Linked DNA regions of Homo sapiens: region 1 is linked to region 2. Evidence: chromatin contacts called from ENCODE Hi-C or POLR2A ChIA-PET data. All regions are on one chromosome and are shown on one strand. Each heading gives the region's core, a stretch centred on a gene start or an enhancer-like site at or near the end of the contact. The rest is flanking DNA. Distances are from core to core; before and after follow the strand shown.

The links. A loop is a pair of places that touch in the nucleus more often than their neighbours do. ChIA-PET counts read pairs that join two places held with the same protein, here RNA polymerase II (POLR2A). Pooled maps may share reads with other maps.
Region 1: a pooled map shows a loop between it and region 2 (3-fold over the local background). The contact joins the enhancer-like site here to the promoter of ILDR2 in region 2. A Hi-C loop is called at or near these places in 1 of 37 single-sample maps with no recorded cell type and 1 of 50 pooled maps. POLR2A ChIA-PET finds 5 or more read pairs at or near these places in 1 of 52 experiments (activated CD4-positive, alpha-beta T cell).

Annotation. Positions count from the first base shown.
Region 1 is chr1:167,497,692-167,504,590 of GRCh38, reverse strand. All of the region lies in intron 1 of CD247 (CD247 molecule), which reads left to right. Among named protein-coding and RNA genes, the nearest start is that of CD247, 17 kb to the left of the region's middle. RefSeq lists an enhancer at 588-1,088. Within about 2 kb of position 5,365, at least 4 of the 41 ENCODE cell types and tissues checked have a DNase peak (open chromatin) inside an H3K27ac peak, as active enhancers do.
Region 2 is chr1:166,971,332-166,978,346 of GRCh38, reverse strand. ILDR2 (immunoglobulin like domain containing receptor 2) reads left to right here and starts at 2,807. Exons shown (of 10, transcript NM_199351.3): 1 at 2,807-3,124. The coding sequence starts at 3,079. LOC124904449 (a long non-coding RNA gene) reads right to left here. Exons shown (of 3, transcript XR_007066714.1): 3 at 5,600-6,076. It also overlaps a transcript of MAEL not described here. RefSeq lists silencers at 2,388-2,437, 2,558-2,847, 2,908-2,957.

The DNA of each region.
Region 1 (6,899 bases), core at 4,116-6,615, 520 kb before region 2:
CTTTACTAGTGATGGTGTGTCCTGTTAGGCTATGCCAGCTGGGGAGAGAAGACTAAAACCAATGAGAGAAAAACAAGTAATTTTCCTGTTAGTGAAGAGTGCCTGTTTTAATCATACATTTCATCGTCAGAAATATTATCAGAGATAGAAATAAAATGCAGAACATAGCTGCGCATTAATTCACTTTCAGTGTATTTTCTGAGCAAGCGATTGTATGTCAGCGGCTGCATTACAGTTGCTGCTCTCAAAGTACTCACATTTCTAGAGGAGAGGGATATGCCTGGCTGGTAAAGTGATAGAGGGGTGGTAACTGTGAACACTTGTGATGCCGGGGCTTGTTTTATGTGCTGTTTGCATGCATTAGGTCAACTAATCCTGTGGCACTTTTATTGATGTCCCCACTTGATAGGTGGGGAATTCAGCCCTGGGGGTCCATGGCTAGCAGGAGCACAGCCAGCCTTTGGCCCCAGGCAGCCTGCCCTCGCTCCCCCCGCCATGAACCGCATTGCCTATACACAGCACCCCGGGAGCCCAGAGGTAAGGGTCTCCCTCATATTTGCTTGTCACGGACTTGGAGGGAGGAGTTGAGGTTTGTCTGCCACATGGAGAAGGGAATTAGCAAAGGGAAGATCTGGTGGTAGGAATAGGATTTTCTGCCCCAGAAAACCAGGAAACACCAGCCGTGACTCTAATCCCTACCCCATCCCTGAAACTCACTTCCCACCCTCAGGCTAGATGAAGAGGCGGGGGTAGGGGGGCATGGCCTTTGGCACCCTAACCGGTAGCCTACCCCTCCTCCAGGCCAAGTCCTCACCTGGCCCCATGGTTCCTGGTCCCAGGCAGACCCTGTTGCCACCTGCTCAGATGTGTCACCCTTCCTTGTCCCAAGGACCTGGCTCCTAAACAATGTGTTCAGTGACGTTTATAACAAAGGCACTCTTCCCCAATCTATGTTCAGCAAGATGTTAATACTATACTACAAAAAAGAAGGAATGTACATTTTGGAAACAGTAGTTTAAGTGCACTGAAGAAGGGTTTTGTTTGTTGTTGTTTAAGTGCAGGACTTTTCCAAAACTTCTGTCTGCAAATGTGCATTACACGTTCCCAGGGGGAAGGGAGGAAGATAGAGTTATGCAATGCAATGGAAATTAATTTCACCCCTCTTGGCATCTGGTTTTTCAGGGAACACCTATTAAGTGACCTGCAGAATACAGAGTGAGGGCTCTAAGAGGAAGTTATGAGAAAGCTGGGCTAGAGGATTAAAGGAAAGCATCCTGGGAGGTAGGATATGAATGGGTAGGATTTAATGCAAAAAGGAGGAGGAGGAAACTTTGCAATTCAGGGCATGGCCTCAGCCTGATGACAAATGCCCCAGGGGGACCTCCTAAAGTCGGTTCATTTTGAATACCGGCAGGAGCAGACGCAAGCTGCCACCCCTCCTGTGTAAGGCTGAGGTAGCTGTTCCACAGTTTCCTGGGACTTGCCAGCAGGATGAAGTTCCAGTTGTTAACCACAGTAGCTAACCTCATAATGATTCCTTCCTTCACCTGCCTCACTTCCCATGTTCTTACTGTATTCATTTCCTAGGGCTGCCTTAACAAAGTGCCACAAACTGAGTGGTTTAAGGAGCAAAACCTTATTGGCTCACAGTTCGGAAGGCTAAAAGTCCAAAGTCAAGGTGTCTGCAGGGTTGGTTCCTTCTGAGGGCTGTGCAGGAGAATCTGTCCCAAGCCTCTCCCCAGCTTCTGGTGGTTGCTGGCAATCTTTGGTGTTCCTTGGCTTGTAGATGCATCATCCCAATCTCTGCCTTCATTTTCATGCTGCATTCTCCCTGTGTGTGCATGGCTGTCTCTGTGTCCAATTTTTCCCTTTTTATAAGGACACCAGTCATATTGGATTAGAGCCCACCCTAATGACCTCATCTTAACTTGATAATCTGAAAGCACCCTATTTCCAAATAAGGTGACATTCAGAGGGTGTTAGGACTTCAATATCTTTTGAGGGGACACAGTTCAACCCATAACACCTACCAACGGTTTCTGGAATCATCTCTCAAAATAAACTATCTAAACTCTAATCTTTGTTTCAGGGTCAGCTTCTAGCAGAACTCAATGTAAGACACCCTTTTAAAGATGGTACCTCAGAGGTACAGACAGATTGTGAACCTTCCCTAGCACAGTGTAACAAGTCCCTTGCAAAAATCCTGATTTGAGTCAACATTGTAATTTCTTGCTTAAATCTAAGAATATGCCTCCCAGCTTCTTCCAAGACTATCTGGGGGAGTTGTTTCTAGGGTGGCTCAATTTATTCGTTTTGAACGCTGATGGCCGTGCACCACACCGTGGCTCAATGGGTGTTGAGGACACGTTCACATGCAATAAATGCACAGGGCTTTGCCATTAGGTGGCATTAGGGGAAGGACACTTCCAGCATACTGCAGAGGCATTCTCTTCCAGCCTGGTTGCCTGTCAAGCACCTGCTGAGATGACTGGCCCAGACGGAGATTGTGGGGTTGCTGAGCCAGCCCTGTCCCCTCCTTATCTCCGGAAGATGGAATAAATGCGTGTCAGAAGGGAGGGTGCCTCCCATCTCGGGAGCACCGGGGTTGCCCTTCAGAAAAACATTGCCTGCACATTTTGTAGTCTTGAAATGAATCTGAGTGGCAATTCAAGCGGGCAGAGCTTGTTTTGGATTTTAGACAGTTCTACCTGCGTGCTCCTCTTCTCTGCTCCAGCTCTGACATCTCGGCTCCACATACAGTGGTCTGAAGTGGCATACGGACCCTGAGAAGAGGAGAGGCAAAGGTGGCAGCTGTGGCTGGCCCCTCCTGCCTTCTGGTCTCCTTGGCTGGTGAGGGAAGAACAAACACAGTTGTGTTTCCAGGTCACAGCTGCCAGGGCTCCACCTGTGGGGTGGGTGGCTCCAGTTCTGTTCTGAGTTAAGAAATGCTGCAAATACGTTCTCCTTGAAAGAGACACTAGGAATTGACCATTTCTTTCTGCAGCTTTCTGTAGCCAATAAGCATTTGAGGAACTGGAGAAGGGTTCAGCCCTGAATTGCAAGGGAAAACTGTGTGAGTGTGTTTTAGTTAAGAAAAAAGTTAATTCTAGTGAGACCTGCTTGTTTACAAAACAGATGTATAGGCCAGACAGATGTACAGGGATGACCTTGACTTTCTTTTGTCATTGCAGGAAGGTGGGGTATGTATGACCCCTGGTTAAGAACAATAGGAGGCCGGGCGCAGTGGCTTACGCCTGTAATCCCAACACTTTGGGAGGCCGAGGCGGGTGGATCACCCGAGGTCGGGAGTTTGAGATCAGCCTGGCCAACATGGAGAAACCCCGTCTCTACTGAAAAAAAAAAATACAAAATTAGCCAGGTGTGGTGGCATGCCTGTAATCCCAGCTACTCGGGAGGCTGAGGCAGGAGAATGGCTTGAACCCGGGAGGCGGAGGTTGTGGTGAGCCGAGATCGCGCCATTGCACTCCAGCCTGGGCAACAAGTGCAAAACTCGGTCAAAAAAAAAAAAAAAAAAAAGAACAATAGGATCAGAAGTCGGATGGCTGGGTCCATATATACCTCCACCTCTTCTGACTCCCAGTTTTCCATCTCTGTTTGAAAATGAGTCTGTAAGCCTCTCCCCACCTCTGCCTGTTCCCATCCCATAGCACCAGGCTGACTTAGGCAGCCACACAGCTGGGATGGGAAGTTGGCCTCAGTGAGCAGATGGTACAGGGGCTGAGCTTAAAACAAAAATCACAAACATTTCTTGGGGGGTATCCTCAAGGCCGATAACCCTCTTACTAGAGTGAAATGGAAAACCAAATGTGATTGAGCTGCCTGAGCGATAAAAGCATTTGCTGTTATTCTCTGATTTGCTCTGTTCATGGAGAGTTTAGTCATAGGAGTTTCTATTCTCAGAAACTCACAGCACATCACAATACGTAGCTCATTTGTCCTCAAAATAATTCTGCCCTGCATAAATGGGTGTGTGTGTAGGGGGGTGGTAATTATAAGAAACCATGTGTGTTAGAATTGATGTCAGTGCTTTGAGATCATCAGATAAAAGCTAATAAACAACACATATGTGTACAGGCCACCTCTCTAATTCATACCAGAAGCGCTGGTTGTAATCAAAGCATGGCATATTTTATTTTAAACTATTTTATAAATAACCTTTGAAACTGTGTTGATTGTGAAAGCCAAGATCTGATGTCCTGTTAAGGAAAGATGAAAATAGGCTAGAATTAAAGAGCAATATGAGTCTGGATAAAAGTGACAGGAATTACTGTAGGACAATAAAGCATTGGGTCATGTCAAGTTTTCATCACATGGAGAATGGAAAGCTGCATCATAAATGCTCTCCACCTAATCATCCTGAGCATTCTCATTTTAGTGCGATATATTGTCCTCTTGGAAGCAATAATCTCATTTAGGTCATGAGTAAAATAAGTTGGGTTCAGCGTTTCCATTTCAAGATATAGAGAATATTTCTCCAGTGCAGCATAAGAAATAGAATATCACCCAGGAGAAGCTTTACATAGGCAGTGATAATGTGGAAAAATCTAATAAAGAGAACCCACGTGCCCCAGGGAGGAGAAGCCCTCTGTGTGTGTGATTGTCGTCAGGTGAGCAGTTATGGCACACTTTGTAGTTTTGCCAGTGCTTTTATGTAAATTACTGTATGCAAAATCCACAGCCCTCGGGGATGTGTGGGTATGGCCTCTGTTACTGACAGAGGAACTGAAACTTCAAGAAGGCAAGTGATTTGCTCAAGATTGGTTATCAGTAGAGTTGGGGTTTGAATTCCATTCTTCTGGATTCAAATCTAAGCTCTCCCTCTGCACAGTTACATGTGGGCAGGCTGTGCATGCATATCTGTGGCCTGGAGGAGTGGGGTGAGTAACCTTACAGGAAGGAATACCCTGCACTAAAATTTGCACCTAAGCTTCCATTATTACGCCTACTTTTCATTTTCTGTTTGTTTTCCTCTTAGAGGTTAAATTTTCCATTCCTGATTTTAACCCAAAGAAAGGCTAAGTAAATTCCAGGGGCCACTCTTGAATAAGGGCAGCTGGAAAAAAATACACAATGCCCACCATCTAGCTTAACAGGATGTGGACACCTTCAGTCGTGGCTAAATCTATACAGTTTAACCCTAGCAACAATTTCCCAGAAATAAAACAGCTGCTCTTTCTGGTATTTGGTTAGTCTCCAGCTGGGTCAAGTCCCTCTTGATCGAATGCTTGGAGCAGGGTTTCTCGACCTCTGCACTAAAACACCTGGGGCCAGATAATTCTCTGTGGCTGTGGGCACCAGGGAGGCTGTTCTGTGCATTGTAGAATGTTGAGCAGCATCCCTGACCTCTACCCACTAGATGACAGTAGCACTCCCCAAGTTGTGACAACTCAAAATATCTTTAGACGTTGCCAAATGTTTCCTGGGGGCAAAATCTGCCCCTGGTTGAGAACCAGTGGATTGGAGTCATCATTTGTGTTGATCAATCACTCCGTGATGATTAGGCCATGATGGACAATTCAGGCTGACTTTATTTTGCTCATTAGGTTGACCAGAAGACTGGCAATTGATCCACTGCTAAGCACTTTCCTGACACAAGCTGAAATGATGTCCTCAGGAGCCCCGTGTGCGCATGGCTTTTGGGATGGTTCTTCCCAAGGAGGACAGCCGTAAACCATAGAAAGCAACCACTTGACTCTGGGTGTCCCTGGTTTGCAAGTGCCTCTTGTGTCCGCCATCTGCATTTCTGTCTAGATGGTAAGGTTGAGGGAGGTCAGTTTCAGCAGAAAGTGCAAAGAGCATAGATTCATGAGGCAATCAGACCTAAATTAAAGTTTTGGCTTTATCACTACCCAGCAACGTGATCTTGGGCAGGTTTCTTGACCTCTCTGAAACTGTCCTCTTCTTTATAAAATGAAGATTACCTACCTTGCAGGGTCATTGGGATAATTAAAGAAAATGTGTGTAATGGGCCCAGATGGAGCTAGGCCCATAGCAGCACTGTAATAAATGTTTTCGATTACTGTACATTTTACAAAAATGAATGACTGAATGGAAAGGTAGAAAGGCCAAATAGAGTGTCTGAGGCATCTCCATGGAGGAGGGTGCCAGTGGCCATGTCTGTCTGTGGCTGATCGCAAGACTCTTTTGACAGTCCCTGAAGCCTGTGCTCATCTTCAGCTCCCTTGAGGCCCTCTTCACCTGGCCTCACCCAGTGTCCCTGCTCTTCTGACTCCTGAGGGACCTGAGCATTCCAAAATAGATGTTAGGAAGATGTGGATTCATGTAGAAGGATGTCAAGGCATTGTTGGTTTTAGCAGTTGATCTTACCTGGGGTGTGAAAGACAACCGAAGTCTGTGAGCTGCAGTGATAGAAATGTGAGCAGATGGGCAGGATAGGAAGGCACTTCTTGACGGGAGCAGCAACAGAAGCCACTGCCTTTGGCCAGGACTGGGGGAGACACAACAGAACAGGACTGGCAGAAGATGCCACATCCCAGGGTCCCCAAGATCAAGCTATGGCACCATCACCCATCTACAGCAAGATCTGTAGCAGGAACCAGGGAGAAAAGTCTAGACCCTCAGTAAACTATGCGGCCAGGACAGTCCGAGGTCAAGCCGTAAAGGAGGCTTTTTTGGCATCTTTTTTCTTCTCCCTTGGGCATCATGGAATCTGTGCTGGGTAAAGAACCTTGGAGATCCCCTTTGCCTTGACTCCTTTGTTTCACTGGCCCTCAGAAAGGAGATGGCAGAATCACAAAGCTGGTGGCTGAGCCAGAAAGATATTGTAGGTGGAATTCAGGTTATGGATAGGGTTAGGTTCCCCTTGAAGAGGGAGTACTGAGTTTGTTCCTTGGAGAGTTTGCGGTTCTAGCTCTGTA
Region 2 (7,015 bases), core at 1,558-4,057:
TGCAAGGTGATGGAGGGGCACACATTGTGATTCACTCCAGTTTAGCATCCCCTTCAGGATGGCCTGGGCGCCACTCACTCAGGAAGATTCAGGATACACCATGTGTACCTCTCTGGCTATAAAGTAGACATGCAGGGCACTACATGGAAAACACATTTCTGGGATGATGGACAAGGCAACTGCATTCTATGATTCATTGTGGCACAAGCTCTTCTCCAAGTCTCCTGATTCAACTACACAGACACCTCCTCTGAGCAGACATGAGTTCATTTCTGTGGGCATTCACGTTCCACTTCATATACACATCCAGGCTTCCTTCACTCAGTCCATCTCCCATTTTTCACATGTATAAACTTGCTCATATGTCCAAGTTTTGCATAAAATGCCATTTTTTTTGAGACAGGGTCTCACTCTGTCACCCAGGCTGGAGTCCAGTAGCGTGGTCACAGCTCACTGCAGCCTCAACCTCCCAGGTTCAAGTGGTCCTCCCATCTTAGCCTCCAGAGTAGCTGGGACTACAGGTATGTACAACCACGCCTGGCAATTTTTGTATTTTTTGTAGAGATGGGGTTTCACCATGTTACTCAGGCTGGTCAAATTCCTGAGCTCAAGCAATCCGCCCACCTCAGCTTCCCGAAGTGCTGAGATTACAGGTGTGAGCCACTGCACCTGGCCAAAATGCCACTGTTATGTGTGCTTAGATAATAAACACTATTCAAGCTCTTTTGTGCACTGTGACACACACACATAGATGCAGTAAATGGCACAGCATAATACAAATATATCATCTCAATCTTCTGGTGTAGATGTTCTTTTTGTGGTGCAAACAGTATATGCTTTAGAGTCAGATTCAAATCCTAGCTCTGCCACTTACTAGTTGCCTGATCTTAGAGAAGTTAGTTAAATGCTCTGGGCCTAAGTTCCCTCTTTAGGGTTAAATGAGAAGGTTTGTTAAACATGTAGAACTCTGCCTAGAACCTAAAGGAAACCCACAAGTGTTAGGTACCTCCTATATTTTTATTTTTCTGTATATGAAAGGAAATAGTCCTCAAATTTCTCTCATGCAGTACATAGCATGAAAAAATCATCCTGGCCAAAATAAGCAAAGAAAGAGTTTATGAAAGGATATTGGGTGGCTCAAAGAATTGCTGGGGAAGTGAAGAGCCAAGTGTAGAAGAGAGGCTAGAACCCAGAGAGCCTGCAAGACCACAGCCAAAAATCACACCTTGGAGCATCCTGGTGGCTTGACCTCTGCCACAGCTGATCATGTACACTGGATGCTGCTGCTGCCTCAGTGACAAAATCAATTCTCCACTGTCCTTGTTTCTTATATCCACCACTTGCTCCAGAATCAAAAAGCTCTGAGGGAGAGGTCAGCCTGGCTATGCCAGGGGCCCGGGCCTGCATTCCAGCTGGGATGGTCAGGGAGGTGGCTCTAGACTTTCTGGCTTCTGCAGTTGGAATTTCTCAGAATAAGAAGGGAATTGAGATGTCAGGCAGCCATAAAAGACAGCTGCCCAGGGTCTATTCTTCCCATTTCTCACATGTTCACATACATATTCTCCCTGTCTGTGTACACATTCACTCTTAGGTGTGGAGTCTGTCTGCTCCAGGAACTCCCCTCCAGCCTGGCACCACTCTGTTTTCAGATGCTACTTGAGACCTTTCTGCTATGTCTCTTTCCTCTGCCCAGAATGCCCTCGCCTGCCCCCTTTCCACCAGGGATCCTTGAATGGCTCAAATCTTGTGCTTTCTGCAAATGCCAGCTCAGATGTTACCCCTCCTTTATCGTGGTGCCCCCTCCCCACCCACGACTAACTTAGTCCTTCCTCTATGTTCCCAAGGCACTTTCTCTATGTCTCCATTATTGCACTTGCCCCGTTTTACTAGGAATAAGTATCATGTCTTTAATGGTCTGACCTTCCTCCCTTTCCTCGACCCAAGATGAGGCTCCTAAGGGCAGGAAGTCTATCTCATTCCACTTTGTAACCTTAGTTCTTAGCACCTAGTAGAGGCTTCATAAATATATTTCTTAAGCAAATCATACATTTCTCAGTTCTCTCTCAACACATACATTTTGAGACACAAGACAAATCCGTCTGACAAATAGGAATAATCCATGTGAATGCGTGCTGGAATCTATAAAGTGTTGGATGGATTTAAGCCGTTATAATCATTTATCTCATTCTGGTTTTACATATTTTCTGTTAAAGGGCCGGATGCCCTTATTCTACCTCATATTTTAACAGGAAAAAGTAATGACGCGAGATTCCCGCCTACCTTTTTCAATTCTGCGGAGCCTCTTGCCTGGTTCCTTGCACTGTCAAAAAGGAAACCAGACGGAGGGGCGGGGGTACCGCAGAAGCGAACATTCTAGCCTAGAGGACTTGCTAGTTAAGTCCTGTAAGAAGTTACGCCAAGTCCCCGCCGTCCCCCACCCTCGCCGCTGTCACTCTCTCCCCGTTCAGGTTGGCTGTGGCTGCCCGCAGACACAGGCTCCCCTGCTCGAGTCCCCAGCCAGCGTTCTCGCCCGGGTTCCCGAGCGCGGGCGTCCCTGGGAGAAGCCGCGATGGTCGCTCCCCGCTCGGCGCGGCCCGCGGGGCGGCCTCCCCCGCGCCTCTCGCTGCCTGCCACCCAGAGACCCCCTCTCTCCGCGTGGCCTCAATCACTCCACGCTGACCTTTGGGCCGCCGGGGGCCAGCACGTGACCGAGAAACTTTGGCAGTCGCGGCAGCGGGCGGCGGGGCGGAGGCGCGGGAGGCGGTGCGGCGGCCGAGCTCCCCCGCGCGGCGGGCTCTGCGGCGGGGAGACGCTCGCCCCGTGCCGCGCTGCCTGGGCATGCGGATGCGCCGCCGAGCGCTGCGCGGACCCCGGAAGCCCGCGGCAGCGCGCGCTCAGCCGGCGGCGCGATCCAGCCCCCGGCCCCGCCTGCGCGGCCGGCCCGGCGGGCGCTGCGCCCAGGGACGCCCGGTGCCCGCCGCTCCGCCGCCGCCCGCTGCCGCGGGGTGACAGCGATCCTTCTGTTCCAGCCATTTCCCACTTTCCTCACTCCGTAATTCGGCTGGGAAGTTGGGGAAGATGGATAGGGTCTTGCTGAGGTGGATTTCTCTCTTCTGGCTAACAGGTAAGAGTCCTTTTCAACAGAAACGAATAACTTTGTATATTCCTGTAGTGGTTCTGTTCTCACCGCGCCCCCCGCCCCCCCATTTTCCTCCTTACTGACCATGTTTAAAGCTGCTTAGCGGTCTGGTGGAAAGTGGGGGAGGGGGCAACGTGTGTGTTTGTGTATGTGTTTGTGTGTGTGTGTGTGAGAGAGAGAGAGAGAGAATGATGGGGGCGGCGGGGGAGAAGCCCAATGACAAGTGAGACGCATCTAGATGCAGGTGTTTGACTCATTGGCGCTGAGGTTGTTCTTTCGAATGCATTTCCCCTCCATAAAACGGTTCTCCTTCGGTCTTATCCTGAGTTTGTAATGCTGTGAGTCTTGTGAAAAGCCTGGCTGGAATAAAGGAAGCTCAGAGGGAGCTGATTAATTAAATGAACTGGTTTTCTGGAGGTGGAGGCTAGAGGACTGTCTCCTTAATTTCTTCCCTAGAGAAGGAGGGGGACCCAGGGCATTCTCTCTGTGGCTCTCTGGAGGGTGCAAGGAACTGGAGGTTGGGAAGAAGATGGGGATGGAACCTTCACTGGTTGTGGAGTTTAGAGCCTGGCTCTCTCTTACTTGGTATCATTTGGGGAGTGGTCCCAAATGATAATTAGAAAGCAGAAGAGCCTTTCTAATAGGTGCACTCTCCGCTCCCTAAAAGATAATTTGCAGAGAGATTTAGAGGCATTGGGCTTCTCCCCAGCATCAAAGTCACTGGTCTAGCTGGGTCCTCTGTGCCCTCCCCTCCTTTTTGGTGAACTTTCTCCCCATTCTGCTGGGGTCAGTAGATGCTCTTGTTCTTAACCTATTTCCCCACATGAGGATTCCGATTCCCATAGGGATACAGGGCCTTGGGGTGGCCAGCCCTGAGAGATTCACAAAGCAGCCCTGCTGAAGGGAGTAGGATGGGGGTGAGGAATGTCTGGATAGCTTGGACTGGGTCAGAGGCAACCATTCAAATCAAGGTGGAGGCAGAATGATGGAAGAAATGGAAAAAGGGATCAGAAAGGTGAGGACAGGATGGGGGTGGAAGGCAGGAGAGAAAAGGGACAATAGTACCACATGAGAAGTTTTGTCACCTCTAGCATCACCAGCCAGAAGATCTGGACAAAATCAAGGCACTAGGCAAAGGGGAACAAGCTTAAAATAGCTAAAACAAGTCATGTAAAGGGGGTAAAATACATTTAGCAAGAAAAGGCAAATACCCCATTTCCCTTAGCTTCAGAATAAGATTCTTCATTGCCTAAATATTTTTCCCATTTCAAATGAAATGCCCCTAACATTGCCGTTGCCCCACTGCTGGGTTTAGGCTGGGGGAGGCATCCTCAGCAGAGTTAGCCTCTTCTTTTGGCTGCTTTGAGTTCATCCCTCCCACATTATTCAGATATGAATCATCTCTAATTTCAGGGTTTGGCTGATCCATGCCACCCCGCTCCCCTGGCCTCCCAGTGCCTTCCACTCCCACCCTCACTGATTCTTCACATCCTTAATCTGCCTCTACTCTCGGTTATCAATATTCTCAGGGCACTTAGTCCTTGAGCCTGTATCACAACAGCACTGAAGTCAGCCAGGCATCGGGGGGGGGGGGGAGGGGTCCCTGAGTCAGAGGTGCTCTTTACAGACACGCTGGGGTCTGCCTAAAAGAAGTACTCTGGGGGTTTGCAGGGAGTGAGAGAAGAAGGGAAACATAGAGCTCTCTTTAGATGGCTCACAGCTTTTTATGAAATGGAATCATATCACTGGAGGGTACTACAGGAACTGTAGTTCAGCCCTCTCAGTTTATAGAGATGGAGTCCTAGAGAGGCAATATGCACATAGCACGTTCATGATTGATTAGGGACTAGATTCCAGTTCTCTCAAACTCCAGACCAGTCTCATTTGCCCTCTCCTAAGCTGCCTCTCTGGGCTTTTTGCTGGAGGGCTTTTTGTTTTATTTTTGTTTTGAGGGAGGTGATGGCTTTGTCTGTGCCTTCTGCCACCTGCACCTGGAGAGGCTGTTCTGCTTGGAATCAGGCAACAGGTTAGTTATCAGGACCAGCTCAGCTGTCAGATGGCTGGGGATTCTTTGCTCCAAAAGTGAGACTGACTCCTGGGATCCCATTGATCATCCTCTGCTCCCTGCTCCTGCTTTCTCCTCATCCCATCACTGCTGTCAGAGGTGTGGACAGACAAGCTGCCTCTCAGCCTCAGCAAAGTAGAGGAGCAAACAATGGCGGCTGGGGAGGGGAGGGAGGAGACAGAAGCAGACAAGGAGGAGATGAATTCAGACTCATTCTTCACAGAGAACCATGAGACGAAAGGTGAGAAATTTTAGTCCAGCCCAATCAATGAATTCTCTTTTGAGGGGGTGGTAGAAAGGAAGGGAGACAGGGAAGAACAGATTAAAAATGAGACAGAGAGCCAGGAAAAAAACCACATTCATTCTTCCTCTCCCTCCCTTTCTCTCCCCACCATCTCTCTCCCACTCCCTCTCTATTTCTCCTCCTCTCCCTTCTCCTCCTGTTTCTCTTTTTTAATGCAAGCTGAGCGATTTCTAATCAGCACTTCAGTTTTTTCCTCCAGGCTCTAGCAGCTTCTTCCTTGTCTTTCATTACTAAAATTCTGTATGTCTTCCTGTTATATATTTAGCCTTGTGATTCCTTATTGCCATTGTGATGTTGCTTCCTGTAATATATTGGTTTTGTTATTGTTGCTGTTGTTGTTGTTATTTTGAACAAAACAAAATGCTTACCAGCTGCTATTTTAGCAACAGGTGCCATCTAGCAATAAGACTTGAAGGAGGGTTCACTCTGTCTTTGTTCCTGAATATGGGTGGTGTTTTATCCTTTCCTGGCAGCAGAGGCTGTGAGAAACGCTGGAGCTGTGTCGACACTCTGGGAACACACTCCTGGAGCAAGCGATGTGTTTTCCTGGAGGCTTCTTTGGGTATCTCTATGACAAAGATTGCTTGATGAATTAGCATTTCTTTTTCTTTTCTTTTTTTTTTTTGAGAGACAGAGTCTCACTCTGTCACCCAGGCCAGAGTGCATTGGCACCATCTCGGCTCACTGCAACCTCTGCCTCCTGGGTTCAAGCAATTCTTGTGCCTCAGCCTCCCAAGTAGCTGGGATTATAGGCACGCGCCACCACACCTGGCTAATTTTTGTATTTTTAGTAGAGTTGGGGTTTCACCATGTTGGCTACGTGGGTCTCAAACTCCCAACCCCAGGTGATATGCCCTCCTTGGCCTTCCAAAGTGCTGGGATTACAGATGTGAGCCACCATGCCCGGCCCTTTATTAGCATTTCTTTTGATTTCACTTGTTTGTCTATTCTACAAGCACATATTAAATTCCTGTGATTTCTAAGTATTATACTAAGTGCTGAGAATGAGGCACTAAAAGACATAGTCCTTGCCCTCAAAGCGTTGTCAGTCTAGTCAGTGATTCAAATAAGTTTTCAGCTATGCACAGTTGTTCATGCCTGTAATCCCAGCACTTTGGGAAGCTGAGGCAGGTGGATCTCTTTGAGCCCAGGAGTTTGAGACCAACCTGGACAACACAGTGAAACCTCATCTCTACAAAAAATACAAAAAAATTAGCCGGGCACGATGGCTTGCACCTGTAGTCCCAGCTACCCAAGGGCCTGAGTGGGAGGATTGCTTGAGTCAGGGAAGTAGAGGCTGCAGTGAGCTGAGATTGTGCCACTGTACTCCAGCCTGGGTGACAGAGTGAGACCTTGTCTCAAAACAAAAACCAAAAACCAAGTTTTCCAGTCACTTTGTCATGGTAGTTAAAGGTCCTTTGATGAGAGCCACACCCCTGCTGTGAGAGCATAGAGGAAGCACACTCAACCCAAACCAGGACTGGTGCAGCAGCTCTGAAACAAATTC